Linked DNA regions of Homo sapiens: region 1 is linked to region 2. Evidence: chromatin loops called from intact Hi-C (ENCODE). Cell type or tissue: OCI-LY7. All regions are shown on one strand. Links, peaks and the distances in the headings refer to the core of each region. The heading gives the core; the rest is flanking DNA. Region 1 overlaps MAN1A1 (mannosidase alpha class 1A member 1). Region 2 has its middle 50 kb from the start of MIR3144.

Region 1 (11,419 bases), core at 6,399-11,398, 620 kb before region 2:
GTCAATACAGCAATACTGCAGCCAAAACATACTTTTCTTTCCTGGAAATGACTTTCTGAATCCAATTTACCTACCAACCCCTTTCCTTATCACTCCTACCAATTCCTAGCTGCTAGTAAGTACATACTATGTATTGAATAATGAATGATACATGCCAGGCATTGCGCTGAGAGATTCACATACATTTTCTATTTTAATTCTTACAACAACTCTGAAAAAGAGGAATTATTAACTCCATTTCAAAGGCGTGGAAAGGGAGGACAGAAGTGTTTCTACTCTGCCATACTGCCTCACATTTATAAAACATTTTGTTGATATACTTAATCTGGGTTACATTTAGGATGAATTGCCTTTTATTGTCAAATTCTGGGCCACGGACCTATGAGATAAAAAAGGTGTCCCCACTTCTAGGGTGTCTGAAATCTACTTGAAAGATAACATATATGCACACAAAATCAGTGACACACAGGCCAAAGATAGAAATAATCAATAACATGGGAATTTGGAGAAGGGAGAAATCAGTGAAGGTTGAGAGTGTAGAGAGGGCTTCATGAGGACATGGATTTTGAGCAAGTGAGAAGACTCTCCTTTTGAGAACCATAAAGTAAACAAGGTGAAATCCTAAACGACATGTGTTCTGGAGATAGTAACTATGTAAGTTTTGTGGAAGCACAGTCCTTCCTGGGAAGTAACAGAGATACAACTCAACAAATAAACTGATGCAGATTTACAGAAGACTACGGATGCCAAGCTAAACATTTGTGACTTCACTGTGACTTCATTCTAGAGCAAAATGTTTTTCTAGCTGAAGTCACTGGACCAGAAGCATCAGTATCACCTAGCAACATGCTAAAAATGCAAATTCTGGGGCCCACCCAGGCCTACTGAATCAGAAACTCCAGGCTTTCAAAATTTTTTTATTATTATTTTTTTTGAGACAGAGTCTCACTCTGTCACCCAGGCTGGAGTGCAGTGGCACAATCTCGGTTCACTGCAACCTCCGCCTCCTGGGTTCAAGTGATTCTTCTGCCTCAGCCTCCCGAGTAGCTGGGACTACAGGCTCACGCCACCACACCTGGCTAGTTTTTGTATTTTTCGTAGAGACAGGGTTTTACCACGTTGGCCAGGCTGGTCTTGAATTCCTGGCCTCAAGTGATCCTCCCTTCGGCCTCCCAAAGTGCTGGGATTACAGGTGTGAGCCACTGCGCCCGGCACCAGCAATCTGTTTTAACATGCCCTCCAGGTGATTCTGATGCATGTTGAAGTCTGAATCATTACTTTATAGGAAATGGAGGACCATTAAAACCTGAGTTGGGCAATACGAGAGAAGTGATGTTTTAGGAATATTAATAGTCATCTGTAGAATAAACTGCAAAAGGGACCACTGACAAATGCATAAAATTCATTGAGCCTCTACCATGCAATTATTTATATGACACAGCACTTTTCAGGAGAAACAATATGAAATTGGGAAATAGAAAACCAAGCTTCTTTCTCTTTCTCAAAATATCACACCTTCTTAGGGAGGAACATGTTTATGTAATTCTGATTTCTCTAGTGGAAAATAATAGCTAACCTATGACTTTTCATTTTAGTGTGGTACTGTAAGCATTACTCATTAAGACACCTTTATCTCTCAAAAAATTTTGCCAAAATGGAAACAAAACAAAACCAACTCTAGGTATATCCTGTATAAAATTGAAATACAAGAAAAATGGCAACCCTTATTAAATACTGTCCAGTATTCTAGGTAATAAAGAAAATAAATGAAGACTCTACCTACTTTAAAAATAACATATCTAAAAAAAAAATACTGGCTGTAGATATAAACACTTTTCAATAAAATAACAGAATCTTTATATTCGAGTGTTGACCTTTAAAGGAATCTCACAATCATCTACATTTATTTCAGCAGTGTTGTATTTGGTCAAAAGACTTTTTTTTGTTTTTGGCACCACTTTCACCAGTTTACAGTCATATAAGAAAATGAATGCAGTTTTCATTTTATAAATCATTCTGGAAAACAACTTGAAAACTGGAAAAGGCATTTCCTATATTCATTAGTCTCTTTATTCACTAGGTCTGATTCTAAATGACTTCTGACTGTTGTAAAAAAAAAAAATCAAAAAGACAAAGACTTGTAGCCCATGAGTATATACATTAGAAAGGACTTCAAAGATGAGCGGACACCACTTCTGGAATACCAGATTACTTAGCGCGAAATCACACTTAACCTGAGTAACTCCTGTAGGCATGTTTATTTCAAAGAGCATATTCATTCAACAAATACATACTGGGCCCTATTATGGGCAGGGCCCAGAGCTAACTGATCTGTTGGACACATGGATGAATAGGGGAAGCTCTTTCTCCTGCCCTCAATATGATAGTTCTGGAAGGGACGGACGACTGCAAAGAGCCAATGTCATAGAAATTCTGTATTCTTGGGAGTTAGGGAAAACAGAAGTACTTCCAACCCTACACTGTGGCTTTATCTTATTACTGATGGAATACTTAATAAATCATCATTTTTATTCACCCTAACTGCTAAAGCAGCTTTCAACAGTAGTTAATAAATCACCTTCATTTTCTATTCTCCTCAACCACCCCACCTTTAAAGCTACTGAGTTCTTCATTACACATTCTATGTTAAGTAACCACAGGAGGATTAAATAATGAAGACTAACCAAAATGCTTAATATGAGTGAATGTATACAATGCATTAGATATATGCCAATTATAAAATACGTTTTTTACTACATAAAGTTCATTTTATACTTCCTAATAAGAATGCCTTATAAAATTGCTGACTTGGGCTAATAACTCCTTAAATCACAATATGGACTTCTCAGGCATTTCTAATTATGAGCTGAAAACCTGTAGTTGGCTAGATAAAACATTCAACACTGCTAGTTGACTAAAAAAAAAAAAAAAGTCTCCAAAAATAGCACTGTAAATATTCTAAAATTACTATCATGTCTAACCACAATTTATAAAAATAATATAGTACATTTATGTCAATCGTTATTCATCACGTTAACACAGTGTTATAGCCAAATTTAAATAGTTCTGGCGCTTGGCAGACTTTTATGAACCAAGGTCAGAATATAAATACATTTTGAAATATGCAGCTCTTCACTATCTTAAAAAACATGACTAAAAACATTTGAAGGATTTAGGGTGGAAAAAAAAAAGCCCAAACTTCACACACAAAATATCATGCTTTTCTTTAAAAATAAAATATCTTTGACAAAATGCATATTTATCCTATTTACAACACTGAAGGCCTCTCACATACAAAAGATTAGCCTGCCTCTTCACACATAAGAACAAATATTTCTAGGAAATCTCATGATTTCCTTTTGGTTAATTTTTCTTCTTTAAGAATTCAGCTGTGTAAGACTTGCCATTTTCTGGCATCATTAAAATCACTTCTGAAATTCTATTTGGACTACTTTTGATCTTCAACTATTAGAAAAGCATCCTGATTCATTCCAAAAGGAGAAAGATCCTTCCGCAGATCTCCAGAGAGGTCAATACCTTCCTCAAGTATCTGAGGCAAAATCCCAACTGTCACTTAAAAATGAAGATGCGCTGGTAAAGCTGGCTAGGTCTCAGCTGAAGGATGTGGGCTGTCCCAAGTGCCTGGTAAGAGCTCCTATCAATAAAGGATATTTTATTCTAAGTGTGCAATCTAGGGGAAAAATTTTTTTTCTTGCAACTTTGCTTTATAAAATCCTAACTCTCGCCTTCAGGACTTTGCCTCCCACAGGAGTCCACGTTCATTGAGCCGGCTTGCCAGATCCATCTCCCCTGGTGGATTTCACTCCTTAGGCCTCCAAGCTCTGCCATCTTCTCTATCTTCCTCCTTTCAAAATTTCCTTGTTCTATCTATACAACTCACAAGGAAGAAATGCAAATGATCAACACAGGAGAAAGTGTTGATCAAAGAAAAGCAAACTGAAAATGCCATATACTGCTTCATCACTTATGAAATTCACAAAGAATCAACAGACTCCATTCATTATATGACACATGGGAGTATAAATGGTTTCTGGAAAGTTATCCCTCAAAATGTACTATCTGTTGGCCAATTTATTTCCCCTCTTAAGAATTTAAGAGAAAATCCCACTTACCAGGGTGTGTGCAATAAAAAGTGAGACACAAATTTACTGGACAAAGCTGTCTGTCTCAGCATTTTTAATAAAAACAAAAAAGTGGAAATAATCTAAATGTTCAGGTCCAAGGGACTGGTTAAATAAAGTATCATGTTTTGACATGGATATACTGTGCCAACATAAAATGACACTTGCAAAGAAAATGAAAAACAAAAAGTATATATAGTGTGGTTATAACCCGGCGTCGGGGGGTGGGAACGAACTTACATATTGGGGTTAGGGAGGAGCATCATTGACACTACTTAGTGACTGATAAAACTATGAAGGATTTGTTTTTTTTTTTCTACTCTAGTGTGCTTTCAAATTTTTCTTTCCCAAGCAGACATGAGTTTATAAAGCGAAATAAGACAATGGAAGATACTTGCTTCAACAAACCTATTCTATCCTTTGATAAGACAAATCTCAAAGTATAATATTAATAATTCTGCTGAGCAACTTTATCCATCTATTTCTAAAGCAAGCCTTTAAGAATCAATAAATGGACACGCATGGTGGCTCATGCCTATAATCCCAGCACTTTGGGAGGCCAAGGTGGGTGGATCACTTGAGATCAGGAATTTGAGACTAGCCTGGCCAATGTGGGGAAACCTTGCCTCTACCAAAAATACAAAAATTAGCCAAGCATGGTGGCAGGTGTCTGTAATCCCAGCTACTCAGGAGGCTGAGGCAGGAGAATCGCCTGAACCTAGGAGGCGGAGGTTGCAGCAAGACAAGATTGCACCACTGCACTCCAGCCTTGGCAACAGAGCAAGACTCCATCTCAAAAACAAAAACAAAACAAAAACAGTAAAAAGGAAACACTGGTGGTGAATTTCTGGCAGCTGGGAATGAGATTTTGAGACTGGGTAGATACCCCTGAGCTTCCCTAATCATTCCACAGGTCTGTTCTCTTGTCTTATGCCCCGACAGAGAGAGATACAGTGAGGAAACACACTCCCCTTTTAGTACATAGCTCCAGCATGTATTCCCGTGAAAGAGGAACTAGGGACAGACAATCATGACCTAAACATCAGCTCAGGAAGCTGGACATGCCACCCCCAGTGTAGGCTAGGATCCCTGGCCTCCTGTCCTATTTCTGAGATCATCCTGTCACTTAGAAGAATTGAGTGTTCTGAAGGGACCTTGAGAAGACCATTTAATGAGGAAGGATTTGGCAGAAATGGAGACACTAGCAATAGCTTGTAGTCTATGGATGGCTTGAGTTCACGTCTTGGCCATAGTCATTCACAGGCCTTCGGACACCAATTACTGCCACCCCCTTTCTCATAAACTCCTAGCACAGACAAACAGGCACCAGCAACAAAGGTTGTTTCAGAGGGTAGCAATGCTGTGTTATTAAACCACCCTTTCAGAACTTGGTGTCCTTCATCAGGTTTTTATCCCCTCATCTCCATGCCCTCTCTCATACTAAGTTGCTAATACTAAACACTCCCACACAAGACAGGACGATCTAATTAGTGACCCACATAAAAACATGAACAATGCAAATGAAAAGTTAATATAATATGTTCTGAGTGTCACTTGAATGAACGATGTAGAGCAAGAGTGATGAGAAAGCAGCAGAGCAAATCAGGAACTGGGCTTTTGATAAACTTAAGAGCCAGGGAGATGAGCAGACTGAGAAACACGAGCGAGAAGGAGTCATTCTAGTCACAAAAGTCAAGTAAACAGGAAGGATACGTGTACTTTTCAATTTTATTATCTCTGTTCTGGATTATCTGCAGGACTGCTCAGCTCTAAAGTACCTAAAGCAACTACCAGAGTATTCATGACAGAAATGAGGGCTGTGACTTTTAAATGCTCTTAAGCCTTAATCTCATTTGGTTTTTTTTCAAGTACCTAATGATCACAGAAGTCTTTATCAAAACTCAGTGGGGGCGGGGCACTGCTGCCACATTCTCCGGAGCAAAGGAATTAGCCAGTATTGCTTTCTTAGGCAATCCCCTACCCAGCAAAGACGTCCCACCTCCCTCTAGGATGGTCTCAGTGGGGCTTCTGGCAGTTGGCCTGCCATTTAGGGCTGAGGAGGAGGGAGGGCCTGGTCAGCCAGTCACCAAAGCACACGTTCTCATTAGAGTCAAGATTATCCCAGGTGGAGTGGGGCCTGGTTCTCAGTACTTCTCAACACCTAAGAAGCAATTCTCAGCTATTGTTTGTACACTGGGGGAATCTCAGGAAGTCACAGCTCACAGGCCTTATTTCTCATGTGTAAAATGAGTAGTGGGTCTGGAATCCTAATAAATCTAAATTCAATGTGAAGGTCTCAAAAAGACCAAACTCTCTGAGCTACAAAATAAAACTGATTTATGCTAACTTTGACTACTAAGTGATGGACTGAGCTCTGATTATAGAATTTATCATAATTATATAATTTTTGCCAAGCCTAAAATAATAATTCTCACTTCTTAAAAACATTCCTCCAAGATGAAACAGATTGAAATTCACTTTACTCGATCTCTCTCTCTATTTAGAAGAATAACTTCAATACTTAAGATAGATAACTCAGCCAAGGCATGGTGGCTCACACCTGTAATCCCAACACTTTGGGGTGCCGAGGTGGGAGGACTGCTTCAGCTCAGGACTTTGAAACCAGCCCGGGAAATATAGTGAGACCCGATCTGCATTGTGTAAATAAAAAAATTATTTATTAGAAAAAAGAGAAATTAAGATAACTCGACTGTGACTACTCTGAAAGATGGTATCTGCGGGAATAGGCATATTTGACTATGAGAAAGAGACAAATTAATTCTTTAACATATATTCTGAAGAAGCTGAAGATGTATATGCAGTAAGTATATCATTCTAAAGATACTTAAGTTTTTTTGGAATTTGGTAAAAATCAAAGAAAATCAGAGTTGACCGTAGCAAAATAAAATTATAGGTATGGAAGATCTTTTTGATGAACTGGAAATGTATCCCTTTAAGCACTAAAACTCAATTTTAACTATTTTTGATACCCTTTTGAAACTTCATTATCCACTTTCCTGAGTTATTAAACAGCATATGGATCAATGCAATCTTGGCTTGATGGCTTTAGGTGGTGACCAGTAACAGCAATAATCACAAGCAGCATTTGTTGTGTGCCCACTTCATGTCTGATACCATTCTAAGTGCTTTACTATCACATTTAAGCCTCAGGATCCAACAAAGTGGGTACTATTAACCTCATTTTACAAATGAGGAAACTAAAGTTCTGAGAGATTAAGTAATTTGCAGACGGTCACAAAGCAAGAGAATGGTAGAGGCCAGATTCAGACCCACGTTATCTGAGTCCAGATCCACCCTTCTAACCACTACATTGCTTCAAATGGATGGATCAGAGACAGGTAAGTGCATCCCAAAAGAGAATCGCCAGAACCTACTTGGGTGGAGAGAATTGCCCATAGATTGGTGTGATTTTTACATGTCTACTTTTAAAACAATCATCCTTTAGGTTAGCTGTCATTCTTCTATTATCCATGGTGCAATATCAGAAGAGCACACACATTTATAATTTTAAAGCAGCCCTTCTAGTCATCACATGTCCCTTCTCTGGGTGATCCCCTTTCACCCTTTGTATATACAGTAACTCACTCTCTTCTTCTCTCCCTTCCTTCTTCTTCCCCACTTTTCCTCATAAAGAATGTTTAACTGAATGATTACAAATGCCTGTGCTTCTTGGAGAGATCTTTATAAAGAAAACAAGATGTCCTATCAAGCTTTCCCCGGGTGTCTTTACAAAGAAGAAGATTTCTAAACCATGCCACTGGTAAGATTTTTAAAAATTACTATAATTGACTTAAAAACTACTTTGATCCATCGTTGGCTGAAAAAAAAAAAAAGAAAAACCACCAACTTAGTATAAGGTCAAATTTATAATAATGCAGAATTGTATGTTTTCTGTACTCTCTATTAGGGTCTGCAAATAGTAAGCACGGATAATTTATACAATTCTTTGGGGTTTTATTTAGGAGACAAACCATGTGGGAGACAATGCGCAACACTCACAGAAGACTGGGGCTTCCCTCTGCAACTCAACTCTGCCACTAGCTGGTGATGTGATTTCCAGAATGATCTTTGTGTCTTGGTTGCCTCTACTGTAAAATGAATGAGCTACCTCTCAGATCTCATTCAGATGCAATACCTTACGACTCGGAGCATACACTTAGTTTTAAAATCTGAGATTTAAAGTTATCATGGCATAATTTGCAGAGTTTGTGTAAAGGGCCTTTTAACAGATTGAGAGGTTGGGGGTGGGGATAAGATATAGTTCAATCACTGAACACCAAGCAAGGAACTAGGCTAAGAATACTGAGGGAAAAGTCAAGACTTATTTCCTCAAAGAGGGAATCTCTTCCCTAAACTACCAAACAGGTATCTTGTTTATTATTTTCGTCTACTTGGCGGGGAGGTTGTTTTGCCACTCGTTTCACAGTATCTCTGGAGCCCACAGTGGCTGTTCCTATTTTGACTAATCAAACCCTTCTTTGACCAACATACACAAGATTATAAAGAAAGAAATTTAAAAGACCACAGGTGCTTGACTGGGTTAGGAGGTATAACCAGGTTCCAGTGCAATTCTGATCTACCCTGTGTATTCAGCCCTCATCCCTCACACGGATCTGCAGGCATTCCTCCCCTCTGACCTTCGGACACATGCTTAAAATTCTCTTCAATGAAAAATTTGTACCACCACAGCTTATGAAATAATCTGATTCAAATATGTAAGTTCTTCAATGAATTCCAACCAATTCAGATCTCATACAAATGCATTTTGTGTAATACTAAGATAAATTTTTCAAGATGGTTTAGTTCATTAGCTCACCTAAGAAGTACAGATAGATGCATTTGTTTGAAAATATTTTTTAAAACCTCTTTTCACACTTTTAACTAGTTTCTAAGTCCCATATACATAAGAAGCTCCTTTATATGAATCCCAGTTGCCTTGATAAGAGGAAGACAGAATATTCTAGGAGAAACTATCAACAGCTTACAGAAAATGAAGCTGAACATAATTAACTACCCATTACTGTATATATGTATTTTTTTGCTTTTGTATATTAACAGTCAGCACCTACTCCAGTACTTAAACTGTTGAAAACTAACCTACTTGTTAAGGAGAGAAAAACCTTCACAAACACTCCATGTCCTCCCTGCTCTGGGGAAGGGCCTCTGGGTGGAGCAATCCCACACTAGCCTATGTTCAGTAGGGAATGTGTCACGGCACAGTGGCACAGGCAAGCAACCTAAGGATGTTGAAGCTTCTTGGGTCAGGTCTCCAAATCATGGCTTTTATTATTTTGTAAATATTATTTTCCACCCCAGAACTACCCATAAAAATAAACTGGAAAGTTAAGTGTCAAAATAAAAGTGTTTTGTTTTAACCTGCCAAGGCAGATTATTCTCACATCTGATCTTTACCAAAAGGGTATAAACTGTCAATAGTTAATATAAATTATAGGCTATATGCCTAAGGCTAGCATAAAGTATAATAAATGTGAATTTTAACTACTAGCCATCAATATGAAAATGTTCTTTAAATTCATGATTACACAAATAGGTCTGGAATAAAATACTAAAGTCTTGTTTTAGAACTGAGAGAAGAAAACTGTGACCCCACAGGTGCAGGGTCCTAAAGCCTTACATGACAAATCTAAGGCTGCCAGTCTGCACATACCCCTAACCCCCACTTAGGTTGGTGAGGATTCCAGCCTGAGAAGAAAGGAGTCCCCTCTGACAACCTGACTGTCTTTAGCCCCAGCCCCTATTACTCAGGTCTCCCCTTAATTTCAGAAAAACGAAAAAAAAAGTCATCCTCCAAATTGGATTAAGGTTCTAATCCTAAAGGACAGCACAGGCTAATTGAGAAAATGGGAGAGGTTGAGGGGGGGGCGGAGCGGGGGAGAAGGGAAGCTAAAAATGATTTCTGATTAAAAAAAAAAGTAAATGGACTATTTTTCTAAAACTTCCATGCTGCTATTTTAACTTTTGTGCTTCATTATTCTAACACTGCTTTTTAAAGCTAAGGACAACCTGAGTACAATTTTAAGATCAAACTCATGAAAATAAATATACACTATGTATGTATCATAAATCTCAGAGAAATCCCAGGGTTAATTTACAAAATTTTAACAGAGGTGAAGGGAGGAAGATCTTAATTCTATTTTGAAGTTTTACATCAAAGATTCATCATCCATCAAATCAGTAGTGGAAAGCATTTAACATTTTTTGTGAAGCATTCTGTACAATGACCTATTTGAAATTAACAGAGTATCTCCCCTAAGACACGAAGTTGTTAAAAATCTACTGCAGTACTAGTAACATAAATGTGCCATAGATATAAAAAATAGTATTGACTGACTTTGAACCAAGTACAAAATAACAGGTTGACTCAAATTACAATCCAGTCTTCCAACATGTTAGACTTGAGTGCACTTTCTAAATTTTAACTATAAGTGTTGGTGCATTCAGGTGTGATAGAGAACCTAAGTATAAAGAGAATTAGAAAATACAGGAACAGGTCAGGCATGGTGGCTCATACCTGTAATCCCAGCACTTTGAGAGGCCAGGCAGGTCGATCACTTGAGGTCAAGTTCGTGACCAGCCTGGCCAACATGGTGAAACCCCGTCTCTACTAAAAATACAAAAATTAGCTGGGTGTGGTGGCACGTGCCTGTAATCCCAGCTACTTGGGAGGCTGAGGCAGGAGAATTGCTTGAACCCAGGAGGCAGAGGTTGGAGTGAGCTGAGATCACCCCACTGCACTCCAGCCTGGGCAACAGAGCCAGACTCTGTCTCCAAAAAGAAAGAAAAGAAAACACAATGGTAAAGAAAAAAACTAAGGCAAAGATCTACTGGTTGATAACAAAATGTCCACAGTGGTGCCTGAAACTGAATCCAAATACGTAAAGTTAAAGTCCAGTGCCCTATTTACAATGGGCAACCACTCTTGCCTCTCTAAAGCCAAATATTTACAGCACAGTTTTTAGAACAGCATCATAATTTCTTTTTTTTTTCTTTTGGTTTACAAAGGAATATATCTGCCTGAACTAATCTGATGGAAAATCATAATCCATTTCTTCCCATTAGCCTTTGACTAAACACTAAAGCTAATTATGCTGGCTCTTTTGGGTTCTCACAGCAACAAGGAATTTTAAAGAACACATTTAGTTCCACTGCTTTATGCAAGACTGAGCGGTTTCAAAACATCTAGGTGCTAAGATGTTAGACAGAGACTACGTAAATCTCGTTTACACGGTTAATTA
Region 2 (18,109 bases), core at 8,775-13,774:
AAGTGCTCATATAAAGTGAAGCTCAATTTGAAAAAATAGTTGGAAACAAACAAAAAAACCATAGTAGTAAAGGCAGTCAATATGAAACCTAAGACTCTCAAAAAGTTGGAATGTGAATATAGAAGATGCATTTGTGAAATGTTCCTGAAAAAGAATGTGGAAAGAAGATTAGGTATATGATAAACAGAGAAGAGAGATACTATATTGACAATAACTTTTTCTGAAAGGAGAGACCAGCACAGATGAAACAGATGGGATAATTTAATACATATTGAGTGGAAATATTCTAAACTAAAGAATAAAATGCTATGTATGCAAATTGAAAAGTTTACAACTATATACTAGGAAAAATCAATGTCAAGTCCCAAAATGGAGATTTTACATTACAGTGGACCAAGCAAATATTACATGATACCAACAAAGGCAGAAGAAAAACCCTATCTTTAGACTTCTTCATTATTAGAAGATGTTTTGAAACATGAGATTAAGGAGAGGGATTAAAATTGGCCAGCTAAGAAAACTTCCTATAAATCTATAGTAATTTAAAAATCATGGAAGAAAATCAGCCCCAAAGTCTATTAGCCCATTCACATAAATACATGCATTTAGTAAACAATAAATATGATCTCTCAAATCCCTAGAAAAGATGTCGGAATAACTGATTAACCAAAATGAGTACTAGAAGAAAACAGAATTTATAATTTCGTAAACTTGGATTATGGAAGGATTTGAAGTTACAAATAATTCCACAAGAAACTATAAAAAGCTATATAATCTACTATGTTGAATATAGTAAAACTTCCTAGAAGGTAAAAGAAAATATAAAGAAACAACTAAAAATATAGTACATATGCCAAGCAGAAAGGCAATAATGAAAATTACATATAAATCAATATGTAAAAGACAAATGCTCTAATAGAGAAAGATGAAAGGATATGAACAGTCAGTATACACCTATATTAAGTCAAAACATGTACAAATTTCAATCTAATTGCTAAATATATAAAACTAAAAATTATAGCTTAGGATTTTGTTGACATCAGCAACATGGTGATATAGGAGGCCCTGGGCTTCACTCCCCCACATAGAAAGATCAGCTAGCTACTATCCACGGACAAAAATACTTTGGTGAAAACCCTCAAATGTGGGAAGAAGTCTGAGTGGCCTGCATGTTCCACAGAACTGAATAAAAATTAACATTGAAAGGATGGACAAATGGCCTTGCTTTGACCATATTGCCCCTTCCCCTACCTCAAGTCGGCACAGCACCACAAAGAAGATTCCTTAGGGCCCACAGTTTCTACAGTGGGAAAAGAGGAACAGGAAGGTGGACTTCCAGCTTCCCTAGAATTCCAAGATGCTTCACAGCTTACTCTGTTGTCATCTCACAAAGAATGTAGGAATGCAGGGCTAGACTGCCTAGTGGGGGTGGGGATGGGGCGGTTAGACAGAAACAAAGCAAGAAGGCAGAGCCTATAGTGACCCTTGCACAGATTTTGGTGATAGCTCCTTATCCCTGCCAGCGGTGATGCATGATCACAGGTACCAGCTAACAGCATACCTCCCCAACAAAGCTGAGCTAGCTGTTTCCAGCAGAGGTGGGAAGAGTTAATTGCCTTGCATCCCTAGATGACCAGCTTCCAGGCCCAGCCTCAGACACTAACCTAGAGCCCTGCTCAGGGAAGGAGAAGACCCCACAGTGAACTTTCACAAAAAGAAGGCAGAACACCTAGGCCAATGGAACAGGACAGAAAACCTAAAAATGAACCCACGCATCTATGGTCAATTGATTTTCAACAGAGGAGCTATGAATATACAGAGAGAAAGGATTTTTTTTTTTCAATAAATAGTGTTGGGAAAACTGGATATTCATATGCAAAATAATAAAATTGGACCCTTATCTCACACCATATGCAAAAATCAACTCAAAATGTATTTAAGACTGGAATATGATATCTAAAACTGTAAAACTGTTAGAAGGAAACCTAGGAGAAAATCTACACAACAATGGCCTGGGCAATGAATTTTAGATGTGACCCCAAAAATGCCGGCAACAAAATTAAAAAATAGACAAATGAGATTACATCAAAATTGGAAGCTTCACTACACAGCAAAAGAAACAATTAACAGAGTGAAGCGATAACCTATGGATTTAGGAAAATATAATTGTAAGCCATATATGTCTGATAAGAGATTAAATCCAAAATAAATAAGGAGCTCAAACATCTCTAGAAAAAGAAAACCAATAATCCAATTAAGAAATGACCTGACATAAGAAGAGACCTGAACAGACATTTCTCAAAGAAGAAATATGAATGGCTAACAGATACATGAAAAAATGGTCAATATCACTAATCATTAGAGAGATGCAAATTAAAGCCACAATAAGATATTGCCTCATACCTGTTAGAATGGCTATTATCAAAAAGACAATAAGAAAACAAATGTTGGTGAGGATGTAGAGAAAAGGAAACACTTTACACTGTTAGTGGAAATGTAAATTAATACAGTAATTATGGAAAACAGCATGGAGCTTCCTCAAAAAACTAAAAAAAGAAATTCTATATGATCCTGCAATCCCACTTCTAGATATTTAACCAAAAGATTTGAAATCAGTATGTCAGAGATATCTGCACTCTCATGTTCATTGAAGCAGTATTCACAATAGCTAAGTTATAGATTCAACCTAAGTGTCTGTCAACAGATGAATGGATAAAGAAAATGTGAGGTATATTAACAATGAAAGGTTATTCAGCCTTTAAAAATAGAGAAATTCTATTACTTGGGACAACATGGATGGAATTGGGGAGCATTATCCTAAATGAAATAAGCTGAACACATAAAGACAGATACCACATGTTCTCACTTATATGTGGAATCTAAAACATTTAAATTCACAGAAGCAGAGAGTGGTATGGTAGGAATATTATCAGAGGCTGGGGAAAGAGAGGGGATGGAGAGATAGTATGAGTACAAAGCCTAAATTAGGAGGGATAAGTTTGATTATTTTTTTGAGATCTGTTGCAGAGAGTGATGAATATAGCTAAAATTAGTACTATACATTTTAATATCTCTAAGAGTAAATTAGAAATGTTCTCATCACAAAAAATGTAAAATATTTGAGGTGATTCATATATTAATTGGTTTGATTAAATCATTCCACATGGTATTAAAAATCATAACATCACTTTGTACTCCTTAAATGTCTAAAACTATAATGTAATACATAATTTTAAAAAACAAACAAAAAACACAATAGTTTCCACTTTCTGCCTATATGGAAGTACCCAATGTTTCTGAGGCTTTTTGCCAGTATGAACTTTTATACTTTCTTTGGATCTTTGAATGAGCACAAAATTTTTGGATGATTGGTAGTAAGTGTTATTAGATTTACAAGTACACTTTGGCCCAGTGAATCTAATTCCAGGAATTTGCTTTAAGGAAACATTTTAATAAGAGTACAATGTTACATATTTAAGAATATTTATTGTAGCATTGCTAGAGATAGCAATCTATATAGTTCTATAGTTCTAGTTAAATATACCATGAGATTACCTTCAAGTGAAATATTATCCAACTATTTAAAATGTCAATTTGAATGTATGTTTTTTGATATGGGAAGATGATTACAAGACAACTTTTAATGTAACAAAAAATGTGCAAATCTCTATAAAATTTAACTTCATTTTTGAACAGTATTATATGTGTCTAAATGCATAGAAAAACTTACAAAGTAAAAACAATAGCATTTTCAGTAAGATTTTACTTTTAATTTTTACTTTTATATTTTTTCATATTGCTTCCATATTTTTCTACTGAAATATGCATTTTTTTGAACACGTATTATTTGTACAACCAAAAAATTGAAAGGATTTTCAAAATGTTAAATTATAAGACAAATGTGAATGGATCATAACATTCACATGGGAAAGGTTTTTCCCAAATTTAGGATGTAACTCTAGAATTGAGCAGCAATAGCTGTGACATTTTCAGAAGCTCAGAAATCTGAGCTGGCCCCCAATAAAGAACACCATCTGGCTATGGCTTTGTTAGAGGTTTTCTTTTCGATTACATTTTCTGTCATTTTTGCATAAAAATGCTTCTCTCAGTGCATTTCAAGCACGTGTTTGGAAGGTTCTATGTTGGGTTGCATTCAGCCCATTTAGCCGTATTGTGCAGGCATTTAGTAGTAAGCTTTAGGCACTTAGGCAGGTGTGTTTTTGACTTAAATACTAAAAGAGATGAGGTGATATGAACAGGGCAGGCAGCTTGATTGTCATGACCTAAGGCCTGGAACACATCCCTGGAAACAGACAGAATACTGCTGAACATGAGGAAGTGTCTTTTTTACTCTCTTTCTTTGGCTTGCTGATTGCCTGTGTGAATGTGCAATCAGGTATTTCAATTCCTATTCTGCAGGTCTGGTTTGGCTTTTGTAAGACAGCTTTAAGATATAATATTTTGGCCATATATGTCTGAATTCATTGCTGAGCTAACAATATATAAATGTGGGTTTTTTTTCTTTCGGCATTTGACATTTCGCATTACTCATTAAGAGAACTGATATAAGGCAGAGGTCGTTTATAATAGCAGAAAACAATTTCTGCTATTATAAAGAGCAGAATTTCTGCCAAAATTCTAGTAAGACTGCCACCCATTTTGAAATAGGAAAGCATTCATTTTACAGCACACGAGTAAGTGATGAATATATGCAGGACTTTTCCACACCAAAATGCTTTATGTGGAAGCTGTTACTTTGAAATTCAGCTGCTGTGAGACTTTCCTCCACTTTTTGGATTGAACGAATATGACACACTTTCACAGAATTCACTCTAGGAATGTTAATAGTCTTTCTATGTGACCATTATGTGCTTTCTAATGCTTTTCTGTAACAATGTCATCAGGAACCTCTATTTTCCTACCTTACATATTTCAGTCAGTAGTGCAACAATCTGTTGCTCAAAAGTTGTCATAATAACTTCCTACATTAATATCCTGGTTAAGCATTTATACAAGCATCAATAATTACTATAGCTAAGGCCAAATACTTGCTGATTGACACGATGGTATTTAATTAGAGTCAACTGGGTCAGCAGGGTACTTAATAGCACCAGTTACCCATCATCATCATCCTTATGCTTGGAATGAGAAAAAAAAGTGATTCGAAAGAGAGAAGTAAGGGGTAGTTTAAGGGGAATCTGGCAGAAATCTTAAAAAATACATTTTGAAAAGGAATTTGAAGGCAGCACATTTTGCTCAGATTCGTCATAGTCAAAGAGTCAAAGAGTTTTTATGGAAAACCTTCAAGTGGAATGGGCATTTGTGCGGTGTGGTGTTCTACTTTGCGTTAGATGTTGTGGCCTTTGTAAATCCATTACTGGCATCAAATGGCAGAAAAATGTCTGTCTCACATTGTGTAGAGGAAAAATTATTAGTGAAACATTTTGATATTACTTTAGGGTGCATTTGCAAGAGGAAAGCAAATAATCTTAGTTTTAGCTGTGCTTTATTGAGCAGAGCAGAGGGTGAAATCATTGGCATGGTGGTTTACTGGGCTTACGGGAAAAAGGGAAAATGTGTTGCAGGCGTAGCATAGGCAGTATATTTGTCATCACTCTTTCTTCCTATTTCCCACTAACAACTATTCAGAAGCAAAGATAATAGAAATGGAATTTGGACCTTGAAAGATGACTAACTGTAGAACTCACAGTTTATGTCCAATGGAAATCACAGGACTTGGTAGGCCTGCTTGCAAATTGTAAGGCTACTTCTAAGCATTGTGGAATGAAACAGGCAGGAAAGGTGACACTGGCTACAATTTAAGGTTTTCTCTAGTTATGCCTACACATATGGTGTGGTTGATTCCATGGCAAATTTACAGGTAGTATTTTATTATGATTTTCTAGAATTCATATTTTTTAAATACCTCTTTTTATTCTCCATCCAAACACCTCTTTTTGATTTAGTTGCCCTGCTATTTATGTACAAGAAACAACTGACAAGAGACATGGAAAGCTGTCATTTTGGAGTACAGAAAAGGGATGTTAATAGAATCTTCTTTCCTGTCATTTTATTTGTTTCTTAATTAAATGTGTGTGTATGTGCACATGTGTGTATAGATATATGATTGCTTTGTAATTCAAAGGTAAGAGTGTGAAGGGCAAAAATACTTTTATTCTTCTAGATTTCATCTGGGCATGCGTATTTTTATACAACAAATGCCCACAAAAGTCTAACAAACTTAGTGTCTTAAAACAAAACACGTTTATTATGTCCCGATTCTGTAGGTCTGTAGTCCTGGAATGACAAGACTGGATCCTCTGCCCAGAGTCTCACAAGGCTGAAATTAAACAGCTGGTAAAGCCGTATTCTTTTTTGGAGCTCAGGGTTCTCTTCCACATTCACGTGGGCTTGGCAGAATTTAGTTCCTTGCAGTTGTAGGGTTGTAGGTTCCCACTGTTCTTGTTGGCTGTTGGCCAGGGGCTGCTTTCAGCTCCTAGAAGCCACACAATTCCCTAATCTTTGGCCTCTCCACATCACAGGACTTCTTGTCTTCAAGGCCAACAGGAAAATCTCATTCATGCTTTCAATGGCTCCATTTTTAAAGGTTCCTGTCTGATTAAGTCAGGCCAACCTAGATGATAGTATTTTGATAAAATCAGAATCAAATGGTTTGCTGCCTTACTCTGCAAAATCTCTTTGCCATATAATATGTCGCAATCGTGCCCATTCTCAACAGGAGGAAATTACACAGAATGTGTATACCAGGGGGATGTGAATCTTAGGAGCCACCTTAGAATTCTGCCTATTATAGCATGGTTTTTAAAACTCCACAAAAATCTAGGATGGGAAGACTAGAGAAGGAGCTGTGAGTCTGTATGTCCAGATTTAGTGGATTTTATTAAAATAAATCAACACCAAAAAGAAAGCTTTGGGGTCCAAGTAATTTTTTGACAGGTTGTCAGTGAGAACTGTACAATTCATGAAAACAGACAGAAATTTCAGGATTAGATAGGAAGCAAAAGCAATCAATCAAACAAACAAACAAAATATATTCTAGAGTTGTTTAAAACAATATATTCAATCTACCCTGGCATAAAAAAACCTGCTATATTTTAAAATGGTTATCTTTTTACTTTTTTCATTTTAAACCATCAGACATTATTTGATTAATAACTATAATGACCAGCTTGTTCTCTTTTTAAACATATCATGATAAACTTATCACATGATATCTTGTATTCACAGGGAAGACAAACATTTTAATGATAGTGTTGAAAAGATTAGACATACATACCCAAAAATGACATTGCCCAATTTGTATTTCAAGTAACTTGTCTACACAGAAAAGATGGGAACAGAGGTGGGGTGGGAGCTATATGAAAGGAAGAATTTGCAAATTTAATTGATTTTTTTCTCTTGTTGTATGTAGAGCAAGTTGGCATTCACTTAATAATTATACTTTCTTCTTTCAACAGTAAGTCACCTTGCAGTCCATTATTCTGTAGTTTAAATAATTCCAATTCAATTAAGCTCCCTCTGTAACGCCTGTTGTCCAACTATTTAATAGCTTTCATTTCTTCTCCTCTAAATTTAAGTTTTTCTAGATGACTTTAAAACATTAGAATGTCAGCATTACGGTATAGTCTATTAGACATATGGAAGTTTTGTAATGCATTGATAATTATGAATTGTAGATTACATATGTATTCTTATTGTTAATCTAAAAATGAAAAGGTAGGCCTTGGATAAGAATATGACCACTTAATCTCACTCTTTCATTTTTGAATTTCCACTGGAAATATCTCGAGGCATATAATTGAATACATGTCTAGTAGGAAGGTCATTTCACATACTGTGGAAGAAGTAGCTGAGAAATTACCTTGGAATTATTCACTGCATTAGTGAGAGACTCTTGATGTTAAAGTGGTCTTCTGGGATCTCTTCAAGTCACTGTATTATTCTTTATTTCATGAGATCCTGCTAGATTACTTAATAAACATCATTACTTTTGTGCACTCAAAGATTTATGGAAAATGTTAATGCAGATTCCAAAATTGAGAGATATATTCACAGAGAGTAGCTAATGTACAGATAGTTTATGGTACTACTGAATTGAAACATTCACTAATTCATTTTCTTTTAAAAAAAGCCTACATTGCATGGTTTTTGACATTACTCTACATGGTTATTAGTATGTTTGCATGATGGATATTAGGTTCCATTAAGAAACAATGCTCTGTCTACATTAAAATTTTTTTAAAAAGTAGCAGGAAGCCAGCTTGTGTTTCAAATCAAGAATAAGACACTCAGAAATAAATTTATGTATAAATTATATCGCAAATAAGAGAATAACCATTGGCTGAATGTTTATAATGGTGTGAGGAATGCAGATCTGAAAATAACAGTTTTTTTGGCAAGGTATGAAGTATCCCAATCTAAGTAAGAAAAGAAATCCAAAATGAGTCTAATTGTACTTTGTGTGAGCAGAGATTGACAGACTAGCTTCACCTAGATTCTAAAATGTGATAAATAAAAACCCTTGATGAAAGGCTTAGTCAGGGACTAGTGGAAGAGCCCTGCTGCAGAATTTGAGTTTTAATGACAAATACATAATGTAGAGTTGAATAAAAGGGTTTTTATCTGGCCATGTCTGAATTTAGGAGGCTGTCTTTTTCATGCAAGAGCCAAATTACATTGAAAATGGCCCAGTAAAGCATCTTTGTTGGCAAGGTAAAAAATCCTACAATACATTCCTCTTAAATGATTTTGAGGTGATAGTCACCTTTTAAGGATAAATAGTGTTTGCGTGCAAGGTAAAAAGCGATGGTAAGAGAAAAGACTTCCAGGTGTAGAAACCAAGGATTTTACTTCTCCCAAATGGGAGAAAAATATTTATGATTGTTCTGCAAATAGACACAGAAGTTGCATCTCACTTTTTCATAACACTAACTTGAGGAATATAGAGTAGTTTTTAAGTTTTATGTATATAAACATTAGACTTCTGAAATCATCGTGGACTTATTTAGCCCTTTAATATCTATTGATTGCTTGCATGTAAAAGAAACTATAGCAGATCATTTATTTAAGATAAATTTCAGGTACTTAGATTTAATTTGACATACTTACTTAGAATATAGTTAGGCATACTTAGAACATACTTACTGTGAATATAACACTTACTGGGTTTGTTGACAAAAGAGCTCACAGAATATGTCTCACTCAGTAAACACCAAGATGCTGAAGAGAGTAGAAAATAAAACCAAAAGTGAAATAAATTTGGAAATGTAGTGACGCTGAACTGTGCTTATGAAATATTACATGGAGAACATTTCCATAGAGATACCAATTTTGAAATGCATTGTGTTTTCATTAATTGTTCAATATGTACACTGTAATTTCCTGTTGGTGTGAGTAGTACATAATATGGAATTTTAAATTTCTAAATGCAATTATCAATGACTACTGTATCATATCATGTTATGAAAATGTTATAAGTTCACTTATGATGTACCAATATTCTTCTTATATGTACAGAATGCTGAAAAGCTTCAAAAATAATACGTGTAAAAGAATTGTTTACTTGTTAAAATAAGAGGCAAAGCCATAAACTTGCAATAGATAAGGAGATGATAAATATTAAATAATAATTGGGGGAGCAAAAAAGAGTTTAGATCGGAAGGTGTTTGGCATCCTAAGTGAACAATTTTTCACAAGGGGGTCATTTTTGAAATTCCTTAGCTGCCTTTAGTTCACCCAAGCAGAGAATCTGCATGAATGTGAACTTTGAAACAACATAACATTTTAAAAGTTATATAATAAATTTTTTAAAATTTATTTTACTTAACATTATATTATGAAATGATGCTCTGTAGTTTATATTACTGTACTGTGGATCTTTATTGTAAGGACTTGTGTCTTCTGATTTTTGTATATCCTTACAACTAACAGGAAAATAGCTTGTACATGGTAATGATACGGGAGCAGGGAAGGGAAGTGCTGGGTAGAGAATGGCAGATCCCTGGTGAGGGCTCCATCCCCGGGCCTATGCTCAGGGACCTACATAAGGACAGGCATTTCTGTTTTCTTGCCCAAATGTTGCATTTCCCAAGACCGCCCTGGCCCACCACGCACCCCCATTGTGTGCCTATAAGAACCCCAAGACCCTAGTGGGCACGCACACAAGTGGCTGGACGTCAAGAGGAACACACCAGCGGAAGGAGACACAAGTGGGTGGATATTGAGAGAAATGCACCTCGTAAGAGCACACCGACAGATGCTGGTTGGCAGGCAGGCAATTGACTAGCGGAAGAACGTGGAGTTTGGCTGGGGCCGTGGGAAGAGAGCCCAGCCCTTGAGCAGCCAGACTCCAGGGAAAAACCACCTTCCTATTCCATCTCCTTTCTGGCTCCCTCATCTGCTGAGAGGCACTTCCGCTCAGTAAAACCTTGCATTCATTCCGCAAGCCCATGTGTGATTCGATTCTTCCAGTATACCAACGCAAGAAACCCTGGGATACAGAAAGCCCTCTGTCCTTGTGGTAAGGCAGGGGGTCTAATTGAGCTGACTAACCCAAACAGCCTAAAAAGTGCAAAACTAAAAGAGCGCCCTGTAACACACGCCCTCTGGGGCTCAGGAGCTGTAAACATTCACCCCTAGATGCTACCATGGGGTCTGAGCCCCACACCCTGCTTGTCTGCATGCGCCCCCTAGGGGTTTGAGCAGTGGGGCATTGAAGAAGCCACACCCCCGTCGCATGCCCTGCAAGAAGGACAAGGGAACTTTTTTCCATTTCGTAACATTTAAGTAAACAAATTGATTAAATAAAACGTTGATTTTCATAGTAGGTCCACAGTTATATATTTATTTATTTTATTATTATTATTTTTTTGAGCCAGGGCCTCACTCTGTCACCAGGGTGGCGCGTGGTGCCCAATCTTGGCTCACTGCAGCCTCAAACTCCTGTGCTCAGGTGATCCTCCCACCTCAACCTCCCATGTAGCTGGGACCACAGGCATGTGCCACCACACTAGGCTAATTTTTTGTATACATAGGGTTTTGTCATGTTGCCCAGGCTAGTCTTGAACTCTCCCACCTAGGCCTCCCAACATGCTGGGACTACAGACGTGAGCCACTGTGCCCAGCCAAATGCTACATTTAAAAACAAATACAATTGAGTTGTGGTGGCTCACTCCTGAAATTCCAGAACTTTGGGAGGCAGAAGTGGGCTGATGGCTTGAGGCCAGGAGTTCCAGACCAGCCTGGGCAACATGATGAAACCCCATGTCTACCAAAAGATACAAAAATTAGCCAGGCTTGGTGGTGCGTGGCTGTGGTCCCAGCTACTCAGCAAGAGGATTGCATGAACCTAGGAGGTAAAGGGATCGCATGAACCTAGGAGGTAAAGGGTGCAGTAAGCTGAGATTGCACCACTGCTCTCCAGCCTGGGTAACAGATTGAGACCCTATTTCAAAAACTAAACTAAACAAACAAAAAACAAGTACAAGGCTTTTTGGAGGAATGACTGGGCAGTTAATATACAAGATGAGACTTGAGCATCTTATACTGTCAGAAAGTAAGAAAGTAAAAAGCAGCGAACCAATAATTAGGTGGATATGCTAAAAGAATGCAAGAACTAACAGAAAGAGCTCCAAATGGCCAAAGCTGGAACAATTTCAGCAAAAAATGAGTAGTATTGGGTTAAAGGCCCAAATACAAGATAAATATCCATGAGGTCATATGAATATAGATAAATGATTAAATAAACAAGTAAATGAGAGAGAAGAGACAAATCCCTCTTGCAGAAAAATTTCAAATAGTTTATGTAGATACTTTGCTCTCAGGAAGGGAGTGTATAATTCCTTGATTTTTAAGTGTGGGCTGTACATTGTGACTTCCTTCCAAAAAGTACAGTGTTTGAAAATGAAGAAAAATAAGAGTAATTTTACAGTGCAGGAACTTGACAAACCCAATTTCAGCCAAGTGATTAAGATCAACAACCACGCTGAAAAGTCATGCTGACAGTATGTACCCTTGTTACTATGGGATAAAAATAGTAATTTGCTAATGTAGTCTTTCCTACAAAACCTGTAACCCCAGTCTAATCATGAGTAAAATATCAGACAAATATCAACTGAGAGACATTTTATAAAATGCTTGACCAGTAATCCTCAAAGCTGTCAAGGTCACCGACAATAAAGTCTGAGAAACTGCCACAACCAAGAGAAGTGTAAAGAGGAATGATGACTAAATGTAATAAGGTATCTCAGATGCAATCCTGGAGCAAAAAAAAGACATGATATTGATCTGTGTGGTACATTTGAGGTTTGACTGCAAGAGGGATATTAGGCTCCATTAAAATAAAGCACTCTATCTACCTAAGTAGATGCCTAAGTATGTAGGTAACAACACAGCAACAAGCAAAAATTATATATAGCTAGGATCACTGTATTGCCAAAACCAGGCAAAGATACTTCATACAAAAACTACTGAAACCAATTTCCTTCATAAATATAGATGCAATAATTTGTATTAAAATACTAGCATATCAAAAAAATACAAAAAAGGATAATGTATTATGACCAAGTAATGTTTATTCCAGGAATGCAAAGTTGGTTCAACATTCAAATTTCTAATTCAAAATTCTAGTCAATTTAATTCACCACATCAAAAGACTAAACAAAGTAACATAATCATTTCAATGGAGGCAGAACATATATTGGACAGATTTCAACATTTATCTATAATAAAACCTCTTAACAAAATATGAATAACAATGTATTTTTTAAACTCGATCAAACTAACCTAACCAACATCATACTAAATGCTGAAAGTTGGATACTTTTTCCCAAAGTTCAAAATCCAGGCAATAATGTTCAATCTTATCAGGTGTAGTGAACATTTTACTGTAAGTTCCAGCCAGTGCAATAAGGTAAGGCAAGAAAATAAATAAATTAAATATAGATTGGAGATAACATGATAATGAAGAGTATCTGAAGCAATCTATAATAAAAGGTACTAGAACTAATGTGAGTTTGGTTACATCATATTTTTGTGATTAATGTATAAAAATCTATATTATTTACTGTATATAAATAGAAATTAAAATTGTGTCATTTACAATAAGATTGATAAGAAAGAAATACTTAGAGATGAACATAAACATGTTTAATACTGTACACTGAAACTACAAAATATTGCTAACAGAAAATTAAAGAAAACAAAATAGATATTTCATATTTATGGATTGGAACACTCAAAACTAGTAAGATGCAAATTGTCTTCCAAATTGATCCATAGATTTAAGCCATTCCTAGTAAAAATGCCAGCAGACTATTTTGTTAGAAATAGACAAGCTGAATTTACATGAAAATGCAAATAACCTAACATAGCCAAACCAACTTGGAAAAGAAGAACGTGTTTGGAAGACTTTCACAACCTGACTTCAAGACTAACTGTAACATGCATGATTTTTGTGTAAAGATAGACGTACACATCAATGAAATAGAATAAAGTTCAGGAAAAAGGCCAACAAACAAATGGTAATTGATTTTGGACAAAATGCCATGGTGATATACTAGGAAAAAGGTAGTCTTTTCCGCTGGGCGCAGTGGCTCACGCCTGTAATCCCAGCATTTTGGGAGGCCGAGGCGGGTGGATCACAAGGTCACAAGATCGAGACCATCCTGACTAACACGGTGAAATCCCGTCTTTAGTAGGGGTGCAAGGGATTATCTGGGCATGGTGGTGGGCACCTGTGGTCCCAGCTCCTTGGGAGGCTGAGGCAGGAGAATGGCCTGAACCCAGGAGGCAGAGCTTGTGGTGAGCTGAGATCATGCCACTACACTCCAACCTGGGCGACAGAGTGAGACTCTGTCTCAAAAAAAAAAAAAAAAAAAAAAAAAGTAGTCTTTTCAAGAAATGATGCTATAATACTTGAAACTCTGTTTATGATAAAAACAATTTTTTCACTTTTACCTCACTCCATATATAAAAGTCATCTTGAAATGAATCAGAGATGTAAATATAAGAGCTAATATTACAAAATTTCTTGGGGAAAAAACGAGCAAATCGTTGTGATTTTGTTTGAGGGAATGATTTTTTAATATACGGCACAGAAACATAAACCATAAACAAAAATAGTTAAATTGAAAGTCATTGAACTTAAAAAAAACTTTTCTTCTAAAGTCATGGCTAGAATAATGAACCTGTAATCACAGACTGGAAAAATATACTTGCATCACATTTATTTTATGAAGTACTTGTATCTGAAATATAAAGTGTATGGTAACTTATTAAGAAAAAGACAATGCAATTAAAAAGTCAGTATATTTAAACAGACTCTTCGTAAGAGATTATCAAGTGGAAAATCAGTAGATAAAAATGTGCTTAGCATCATTATTCACTGAGGAAATGTAAATAAGTCACACTGAGGTAACATAGATCCCTACTATACTAACCCAGTTTAAAAGACTGACAAGAATAGGTGTTAGTGAGATAGTGGGACAAGTGGAACTCTGAAATATTCCTCATATAAATGCAAAATGGTTCAGCTACTTTGGAAATAGGTTGGCAGGTTCCTATAGAGCTAACCAGACACTTTTCATATAATCTAGTCAATCTACTCTTGGTTATTATATTCAAGGAGACAGAAAACATATCCACACAAAGACTGAAACTGCATGAATTTTTATAGCAGTTTTATCCATAATATCAAAAACCTGGACACAACTGAAATGCCCATCAACTGATAAATGCAGAAATATTTACTGTATAGTGGGCATACAGTAAATAGAGATGCCAGGCTGTGTATTACAATTTCATTATTCTAACCATGACTTTAGAAGAAAAGTTTTTTTTTAAGTTGAATGAGTTCCAATTTATCTATTTCTGTTTATGGTTTGTGCTTCTGTTCCCTATATAAAAATATACCAAAATATATATGATAAAAAACTGGTATTCAGAAGGAACAAATTACTGATACACATGACAGCATGGATGAATCTCAAAAACTTTATGCTAAGTAAAATAATCCAATAATAATAGACTATATACTGTATGAGTCCAATTATATGAAATTTTAGAAAGGGTAAACCATTAAAACAGAAAGGAAATCAGTTGTTGCCAGGGTCCAGGGTTAATGGGTAAGGGATTGATGCAAATAGATGTAAGGAATATTCTGGAGGTCAGAGCATTTTAATATTTTTATTTGTCAAAATTTTTACAATTGATTCTTCAAGTAAGTAAATTATATGGAAACTATACCTCCTTAAACTGTCTAAAGTATAATTGAGACACCCACATGCAAGAAACTGAATGTACACATAGAACTCCCATTTTTCACAAAAAATAATTTAAAATGAATCATAGACCTAAATATATAATGAAAAATTAAAAACTAGAAAATCTAGATGATTTGAGTATAGCAATGGCTTTTTGAATGCAATATCAAAGATATGATTTATGAGATAAATAATGGATAATTTGGGCTTCAGTAAAATTAAAAAATTCTGCTCTTCAAAAGACAGTCAAAGGAATGAGAAGACAAGCCAGAGACTGAGGAAAAATATTTGCAAAAAATATATCTGATAAAACACTGTTATCCAAAATAGGCAAAGAGCTCTTAAAGCTCAACAGTATCAAAACAAACTATTAATACCTGATTTAAAAATGAGCAAAAAATTTGAACAGACACCTCATCAAAGATGACTTAGAGATGACAAATAAGCATATGAATAGACGTTCAACATCACATTTTATTAGGAAATTCCAAATTAAAGCAACAATAAGATGCTACTGCCTACCTATTAGAATGATCAAAATTGAAAACACTGAGGAGAACAAATGCTGACAAGGATGTAGGGCAACAAGAAGTCTCATTTACTGCTGTTGGAAATCCAAAATGATACAGCCACTTCGGAAGAGAGATCGGCAGTTTCTTACAAGACTAAACATAGTCTTAACATATGATCTAGCAATCATGATCCCTGGTATTTACCCAAAGGAGTTGAAAATTTGTGTTCACACAAAAACCTGCACATGGATATTTACAGGAGCTTTGTTCATAATTGCCAAAGCTTGAAAGCAACCAAGATGTCCTTCAGTAGGTGAATGAATAAATACACTGTGTTACATCCTGAAAAGGAAATAGTATTCAGTAATAATATTACTAAAAAGCAATGAGCTATGAAGCAATGAAAAGACATGGAGGAGCCTTAAATGCATATAACTAAGCAAAAGAAGGTAATATGAAATACCTACATATTGTATGATTCCAACTATATAACATTCTGGAAAATGCAAAACGACAGATACAATAAAAAGATCAGTGGTTACTAGGGATTAGGGGTGATGGACGGATGAATAGGTGGAGCACATAATTTTTTTATGGCCATGAAACTATTCTGTATATTATAATTATGGATCCATGTCATTATGCATTTTTCAAAACTCATAAATTGTATAACACCAAAAATAAGCCCTAATGTAAACTATGGATTTTGGGTAACAACATGTTCATGTAGGCTCATCAGTTGTAACATATGTACCACTCTGGTGGTGGATGTTGATAGCCAGGGAGGTTAAATATGTGTGGGAACAGGGAGTGTATGGGAATTTTCTATACTGTCTACTTAATTTTTCTATGTAATAAAAACTGCTCTAAAAATAAAGTCTATTAAGATAAGAAAATATATAATTGATTAAAAAAACTAGCAAAGTAACTTAGGCTTTATAATATTTGTGGAAGTAAAATATATGTCAATGATATCAAGAATGATACAAAGTGAGAGATGAAAATGAGAGATGTACCCTCATAAGGGTCCTTCAGTATGTATGAAGTAATATAATGTTACTTTAGGGCAGACTGTGATAGTTAAAGATGTATTTTAAATACCAAATAGTAGAGAAAAAAATGAAATATATAGCATAGGCAGTTAATCTATGAAAACTTAGTAAAAGAGGAAAAGAGAAAAAAACTACAGCAGAAATTGAGATCAAATGGCAAGATTGTAGATTCAATGCAAACACATGCACACACACAAACACACATATTAACATATGTATGTGTGTGTGTGTATATATATGCATATATACAGAAGTATAAAGGGCTAGGTAAAATATTTTAGAACCCAAAACACTAACCATAAAAAAGGTAATATAGATTTCATTAAAATTAAAATCTCTATTTTTTAAAAGGAAAGGACATGAACAGACATTTTTCAAAAGAAGACATACACGAGGCCAACAATCATATGAAAAAATCCTCAACATCATTGATCATTAGAGAAATGCAAATCAAAACCACAATGAGATATATCTCACACTAGTCAGAATGGCTGTTATTAAAAAGTCAAAAATAATTGATGCTGGTGAGATTGCAGAGAAAAAGAAACACTTATATACTGTTGGCAAGAGTGGAGATTAGTTCAACTATTGTGGAAGACGATGTGGCCATTCCTCAAACACCTAAAGATAGAAATACCATTTGATTCAGCAATCCCATTACTGGGTATATACCCAAAGGAATATAAATCATTCTATTATAAAGACACGTGCATGTGTATGTTCACTGAAGCACTATTCACAATAGCAAAGACATGGAATCAACCTAAATGCCCATCAATGATAGATTGGATAAACAAAGTGTTGTACATATACACCGTGGAATACTATGCAGCCACAAAAAGAATGAGATCATGTCTGCTGGGACATGGATGGACCTAGAGGCTATTACACTTAGCAAACTAACACAGGAACAGAAAACCAAATACTGCATCTTCTCACTTGTAAGTGGGAGCTAAATGATGAGAACACATGGACACGTAGGAACAACAGAAACTGGGGCCTATAGGAGGGTGGAGGGTGAAAGGAGGAAGAGGATCAGGAAAAATAACTAATAGGTAATAGGCTTAATACCTGGGTGATGAAATAATCTGTCCAACAAAACCCCATGACACACATTTACCTATGTAACAAACCTGCACAGATACCCCTGTATATTTTATTTTAAGATAACTTAAAAAAAAAGTTAAAAAACAAATTAGGCTACAGTATGAGAAAATACTTGCAACATTTTTTTGACAAAGGTTTTGTATGTGGTACATATAGA

The links. Hi-C counts contacts between places; a loop is a spot of excess contacts. Peaks named below come from ENCODE experiments on the same cell type or tissue, not always from the same donor. Only the 100,000 strongest peaks of a DNase experiment are listed, where the experiment ranks them.
Region 1: it touches region 2 in a loop (5-fold over the local background); 25 of 110 quality-filtered maps call a loop at or near these places.

The regions. Positions count from the first base shown.
Region 1 is chr6:119,335,154-119,346,572 of GRCh38, forward strand. The region is part of intron 2 of MAN1A1 (mannosidase alpha class 1A member 1); the gene reads right to left. Among named protein-coding and RNA genes, the nearest start is that of MAN1A1, 8.9 kb to the right of the region's middle. In OCI-LY7, for the core only: CTCF peaks have their summits at 8,204, 8,406, 9,393 and 9,595; a DNase peak (open chromatin) is centred at 8,228; H3K4me3 peaks cover 4,850 bases; H3K27ac peaks cover 1,120 bases.
Region 2 is chr6:119,955,991-119,974,099 of GRCh38, forward strand. No RefSeq gene overlaps it. Among named protein-coding and RNA genes, the nearest start is that of MIR3144, 50 kb to the right of the region's middle. In OCI-LY7, for the core only: a CTCF peak has its summit at 10,702 (motif pointing left); a DNase peak (open chromatin) is centred at 10,691.